Linked DNA regions of Homo sapiens: region 1 is linked to region 2. Evidence: read pairs that join two places in POLR2A ChIA-PET (ENCODE). Cell type or tissue: K562. All regions are shown on one strand. Links, peaks and the distances in the headings refer to the core of each region. The heading gives the core; the rest is flanking DNA. Region 1 has its middle 65 kb from the start of FBXW7-AS1. Region 2 has its middle 47 kb from the start of FHDC1.

Region 1 (2,909 bases), core at 220-2,719, 710 kb before region 2:
AACTTCAGGGACAAAGTAAAGTGACATGATGGATGTATTTTTATAGGCAGTTAGGTTGAATTTGATTTAATGAAGTTTGAGGGGAAGGAGCACAATGTCATTGCTTGAGTTTTGGTTCAAGTATGAGATATGTAAATGCTTGATTTGATAATGCTTCCTATGATTTTGTTCTTCTTGACTCGTTGTACTGAAAACCACCGCTAAACCAAAGGAGTGAGACGCACTGAAGGGAGATGGGGAGTCCCCAGTCACAGTGAAGTGGGCTTGATTTACAGATGCTGCTGGGCAAGAAGCCTGGAAGAGCTGCAGATGTCAGCAAGCCCCTCCTGGAGAGATCCCAGAGAACCGAGGCACAGAAACACCCCTACCGGAGAGGTTGCCCCTGCATGTTCTGTAATGAGACGATGATCAGGGAAATAATACGCAGGGGGCTGGGTGCAGTGGCTCATACCTGTAATCCTAGTACTTTGGGAGGCCGAAGTGGGCGGATCACAAGGTCAGGAGTTTGAGACCAGCCTGGCTACATGGTGAAACCCCGACTCTACTTAAAAACATACAAAAATTAGCCGGGCATGGTGGTGTGCACCTGTAATCCCAGCTACACGGGAGGCTGAGGCAGGAGAATTGCTTGAACCTGGGAGGCTGAGGTTGCACTGAGCCGAGATCACGCCACTGCACTCCAGCCTGGCAACAGAGTGAGACTCCATCTCTAAATAAATAAATAATAATAAGCAGGGGCAAGACAATAGTGGAACCAAGACCCTGTCAGAGAAGTGCTGAGGGGCCCTCAGCAGTCCAGGGAGTCTGTGGGTGGAAGCCCTTTCTAAGGACACAGTGTCTCCAGCTTCCCCCTTTAGGGGAAGGGCATGGGAGAGCACAGAGTGGCCTGCACAGAACTCTGCAGGCTCCAGTTGCCTCCTGTCCAGGTCCCAGACTCTGTATGTTTCTTCCCAGCAGCCATGTGAGAGCCAAACTCCAAAACAGCATTCGTGAACTTACCTGGTCCTGTCTACACTGAGCTCTCACTCCTTTCTGGAATGTAAGAACAGAGATTGGTTTGCCCTGGGACTTCCTGCTGGTTTTTTTCTACCACCCTTGAGGGCCTGCCCCTTGGCGACAGCAGGCATGGGCAGGGGTTTCTATGCTACACAGAGCTGTGTGTGAGAGCCTACTTAGAGCTAAAGGGAAAAAAGATGCCCTACCCATAGGAAACTCACAGTTTAGTTTCCCAGAATTTTCTTTTATGGTCTTTTCCTTCCAGAATCATTTTATAATATCTTCCCCAATATTTCTGTAAGGAGTTTAGTTGCCGTGGCATCAAGTCTATACATCAATCTGGGCAGAATGAACAACTTTTCAACACCCAGTTGTCTGATCTAAGGGCAAGGTGCCTGGCCACTACTCCTCAGGTTTTCTTTTCCCTTTTATAAAGTCTGTAATTTTTGGCCCAGCACGGTGGCTCACGCCTGTAATCCCAGCACTTTGGGAGGCTGAGGCGGGCGGATCACGAGGTCAGGAGATCGAGACCATCCTGGCTAAAACAGTGAAACCCCGTCTCTACTAAAAATATAAAAAATCAGCCGGGCGTGGTGGTGGGCGCCTGTAGTCCCAATTACTCCGGAGGCTGACGCAGGAGAATGGCGTGAACCCGGGAGGCGGAGCTTGCAGTGAGCCGAGATCGCGCCACTGCACTCCAGCCTGGGCGACAGAGCAAGACTCCGTCTCAAAAAAAAAAAAAAAAAAAAAAGTCTGTACTTTTTCTTCATATAGGGCACACACATTTCTCTAGAGAGAGGTTTTTCTAGATAATGCTCTGTTAATTATTTAATTCATTCAACAAGGAATTTAGTAGTCATGAGAAATATGCCTTCTGTCTTTGCCTTCAGGTTAATAGGGAAGATACAAACTTAAGCAGTAATTGGTCATTCCAACGAACAAGTTAAGTATGGGCTTCTCTGGAAAACATACCCTGAGGGGCCCTCAGCAGTCCAAGAAGTCTGTGGGTGGAAGCCCTTTCTGAGGACACAGTGTCTCCAGTTTCATCTGAGTAATAGGTAGGAGAACAAAGGCAGTGCCAGGCCTGACACTTTTGCTTGTTTGTCTCTTATATTTTTCCTAACTGAATAATCCAAGTACACAGGGATACTATTGACTTTTGTAATGCTTTATTTTACCTGGATTTTGTATGAAATGACTTTATTAATTCTAATTGCTTTTTAGTTAATTCCTTTGGGTTTTCCAGGTTAAAAAAAATCATAACTATATACAAACATAATCTTTTTGAAGGTGATTTATAATTTTAATTTTTTCTGCCCCTTGGGGCAAGAATTTGAAAAGTTTATTTTTTGCTGAATGATGTGGCATTTCCTTCCATTTATCCTAAGTGCACCTCAGTGAAACCTCATGTGTTACCCATGAGTTCTGGTGTTCCATAATGTGGTAAGCAGGCCCTTGTTCACCCTTATACCTTTCATGGAATAATTCACTCACAAACCAAAAGCAAAGCACATGTTATGAATAAGCTGGAAGTCTCCCCCTTCTTTTTTCATCAGGAGAATCCAAAAGAATATAATCCAAGTGGGTGCCATCCCTCCTGGGTACCATTGAGAGAGCCATTTGATTGTCAATGTGTGACTCTTGTAATGTAACACAATAGGAGATTCAAGGAAAAGCCAAATGCTTCTTAGCACAATAATGTCAGGGGCTAATGTTAGGAAAAGGGCAAGAACAAAGCTTTCCTAATAGGGGCAATACTGTTCCTTCATCCAAGTTAAGACTGTGTCATCTCCAAGACAAGTTAGACCTTGCCTAGGTGAGATGTGTTTACCTCTTAGGTAAACTAGGGAAGAAGCAGCCACTGCAGATAGAATTAGCATTGCACATCCTCCATCATTCTCACTCATGCTGCA
Region 2 (2,909 bases), core at 290-2,789:
ACCTTAGGTCTATGGTATTCTGTTATAGCAGCCCAGGCGGCCTAAGACGCCAGGTGTGGGTAGATTACACCACAGGAATTTCTACAGAAGAGAAGCTCACTTACAGCAGTGTTCCTGAAGGAAAAGGTCAGGAGTGCCGGGAATGTTTCTCTTCTACCTCCTGCCATCAAGTGGAGGTGAAGGCACTGCAGCTTCAGGGCACTGGTGACCGGAGGAGTGGTGTCCACTCTCCACTGCTGGAGAAGAAAAGATCTCTCTGCTCTTGAGGTGGGGCTGAATGCAGAGGCAGACACAGGGGTTTCCATCTCCCAGGACAACTCCAGGAAACATGGGTCATTTCTATAACTGCAATTGCCTTTTGGCTGTTCTTCCTAACAGAGAGCACACTGGGCCAACAGAAGGGTGCACATCCTCTGCCTTCATTTTCTGGGAGGGAGGCTGGATTCAGCCTAGCCTGCTAGACAACTAATGAGAAGGTGGCAGAGGCTGTGGGGAGGCCACCTGTGTGGCCAGGGCCGTGGACCCATGAGCCAAGGCTAGCTGGTAGCTGGGGAAGTGAGCCACCTTGGTGAGAGCTGGGATGTTCACTGCAGGTGGTGAGCTTTCCTCGGTGCTCCTGACTTGACAGTGTTGGAGCATCCAGTGGCACTCACAGCATGGAGTGCTCCTGCGCACAGCAGAATTACTTGGGGGTGGTGATTCCTAGTCCCACCCCAGACTCACAAGCCAGAATCTTTCTGATGGGCCCCCAGATTTTCACTTTAGCAATTTTCCACTGATTCATTTTCCCTTCTGCTGTTGAGACCCACTAAGCTGGAGAGAGGCAAGAAGGCAGACTGGTAAGAATTCCACGATTCCCATGCAGGCTAATGAGCTGTTCTCCATGCTGGACCCCTCTTAGAGCCTCTGTCCAGGCAATGTAGGTGTGTTTCACTCTGAGCAAGCAAGACAGAAGCATTTACTCTGAGCTCAGCATCCGATTAAGAGGAGAGCTGCCTCAAAGGAGTCTGGGGAGCTGGTCTAACTTAGATCTTAAAACATAAAGACTTGCAGTCATATGCATGGCCACCGAGAGTCTGGAGCTCTCAGTCACACAACATTAGAGCTTCCATAACAATGGCTCCTGGGGGAACATTGGAAGTGACACTTCACTAGCATCTTGCCATAGCTGCCCTTTGGACAGATTATAATTTAGTGTATGTGAAGCATTTTACTAACAAGTGCTGAACAATGCCACACCCCTGTCTGAGTACCCCAGTAAGAATTTTTTCAGCAAAGCTATTCTTTGGAACCCTGTTCCCTGGACTTCATGGGTGTTGGAGCTTTCCACAGCCTTCACGAGGATCACTTCAACTTGGGCCTTGGGAGCCCCATCTAGCAGCTTTGGTTCCTTCCCTCTTGCTCTGTGCTGGGGCCAGGCAGGCCGGCCGGCATCTGCCCTGACCTCACCGGTCAGGAAGGGGGTGGGATGCAGCTCTCCAGGGTGCTGACTCAGAATGCAGGCAGAAGAAGGGATGCGGCAAGACAGGCTCCCACCCTATTTTAGGATGTGGAAACCCTCCCCGGAAGAAGGACTGAGCCTGATTCTTTCCAAAGTGGCCAGCATAGAATAATTGACCATTTTCCCACTCCCGTGCTGTCAATGGCTGCTCATCAGTCTGACAAGGTTGTTGGAAGAATCTGGACAGTCTTGCTACGTTCAGGGACGGTCTTGCTAGCCTAGGCAAGTGCTGAAGAAGGGTTTGAGCTATATTTGAATGAAAACGATAGTTCAGCCAGGCTCAGTGGTACACGCCTGTAATCCTAGCTACTTGGAGCCCAGGAGTCTGAGACCAGCCTGGGAAACCTAGTGAGACCCCATCTAAAAAAAAAAAAAAGAAAAAAAAGAAAATGATGATTCAGCTTTGGAAGCTGCCTCAGCAGAAAGAACAGTGCCTCCATTCAGCTATGGCTGAGTGGAGCCGTCAGCTTCCCATTGGCTTTATTTCCTTCTTTCCCAAGGCACAAGAGGTTCCCACCAGCTGATTCATCCCCAGGGAGGAGAGGGAAGAGGTGGGCTCCCTGCAGGGCAGGCTTCTTCACCACTGCTGAGAGACAGAGGCAGCAGAACAGCTTCCCCACCCCCACAGGGCCTCCTACTCCCAAGTTCAAGATCGACTCCAATACAATAGAACTGGAGTCACTAGATAAGCAGCGGGGTAAAGTGTCTAATTGTTCTCAGCTCTTTCTCAAGCCCCTGCTTTTCTCAACCAGCTCACAATGGGTTGAACTCTGGCTGGAGCTTGTCTTCCAAGAAGCTCGTGGCTTTGCACACAGTTACTCACCACATTCCTGCTGTCCTAGTGACCAAGCAGGAGGTGAAACGTCATTCCCATTTGTCAAATATCATTCCCACTTGTCAAACATCATTCCCACTTGTCAGGGAGGAATTCCTTCCAGGAGTTGTGAAGGGGGAACTTGTGAACCAGTGGTTCCGTGTGGCTAGCATTGGCAATGTTCCTGGAACGATAGCACCAGAATGAGGCCCACCTGGTCACTGGACACTGTCCTCAGCCCTGGAACCTCCCTTTCAGGAGGAACCTTGATGAGCTGGAGTAAGACGAGGAGAATGACCAGGCAGTCAGAGTGTGGGCACCATGCTTCACGGTGAGCAACTGAGGCTGCCAAGACCATTTAAGCTTAAAAAAGGCTAATAAGAACCTAGTGGTGTTATTAATCTTATTCTGTGTTGTTCCAAAACACAACAGAGATAAATCCTCAGGGTCAGGATGAGTTCATGCCAAAGCTGCACATCTACCTACCTCCCTGGGCTGGAGGCCTCAAAGCCCCTTCCACTGGGATACTTGAACTTGTGAAATGACTGCCCCAAACTCAGTTGCTGGGCTGATCAAGTAGGCCCTGAAGGCCAC

The links. ChIA-PET counts read pairs that join two places held together with the same protein. Peaks named below come from ENCODE experiments on the same cell type or tissue, not always from the same donor. Only the 100,000 strongest peaks of a DNase experiment are listed, where the experiment ranks them.
Region 1: POLR2A ChIA-PET joins it to region 2 with 6 read pairs; 2 of 35 experiments call an interaction of 5 or more read pairs at or near these places.

The regions. Positions count from the first base shown.
Region 1 is chr4:152,271,539-152,274,447 of GRCh38, forward strand. No RefSeq gene overlaps it. Among named protein-coding and RNA genes, the nearest start is that of FBXW7-AS1, 65 kb to the right of the region's middle. In K562, for the core only: no CTCF peak of the experiment used is centred there; no DNase peak of the experiment used is centred there; H3K27me3 peaks cover 409 bases.
Region 2 is chr4:152,981,934-152,984,842 of GRCh38, forward strand. No RefSeq gene overlaps it. Among named protein-coding and RNA genes, the nearest start is that of FHDC1, 47 kb to the left of the region's middle. In K562, for the core only: no CTCF peak of the experiment used is centred there; a DNase peak (open chromatin) is centred at 1,468; H3K27me3 peaks cover 1,837 bases.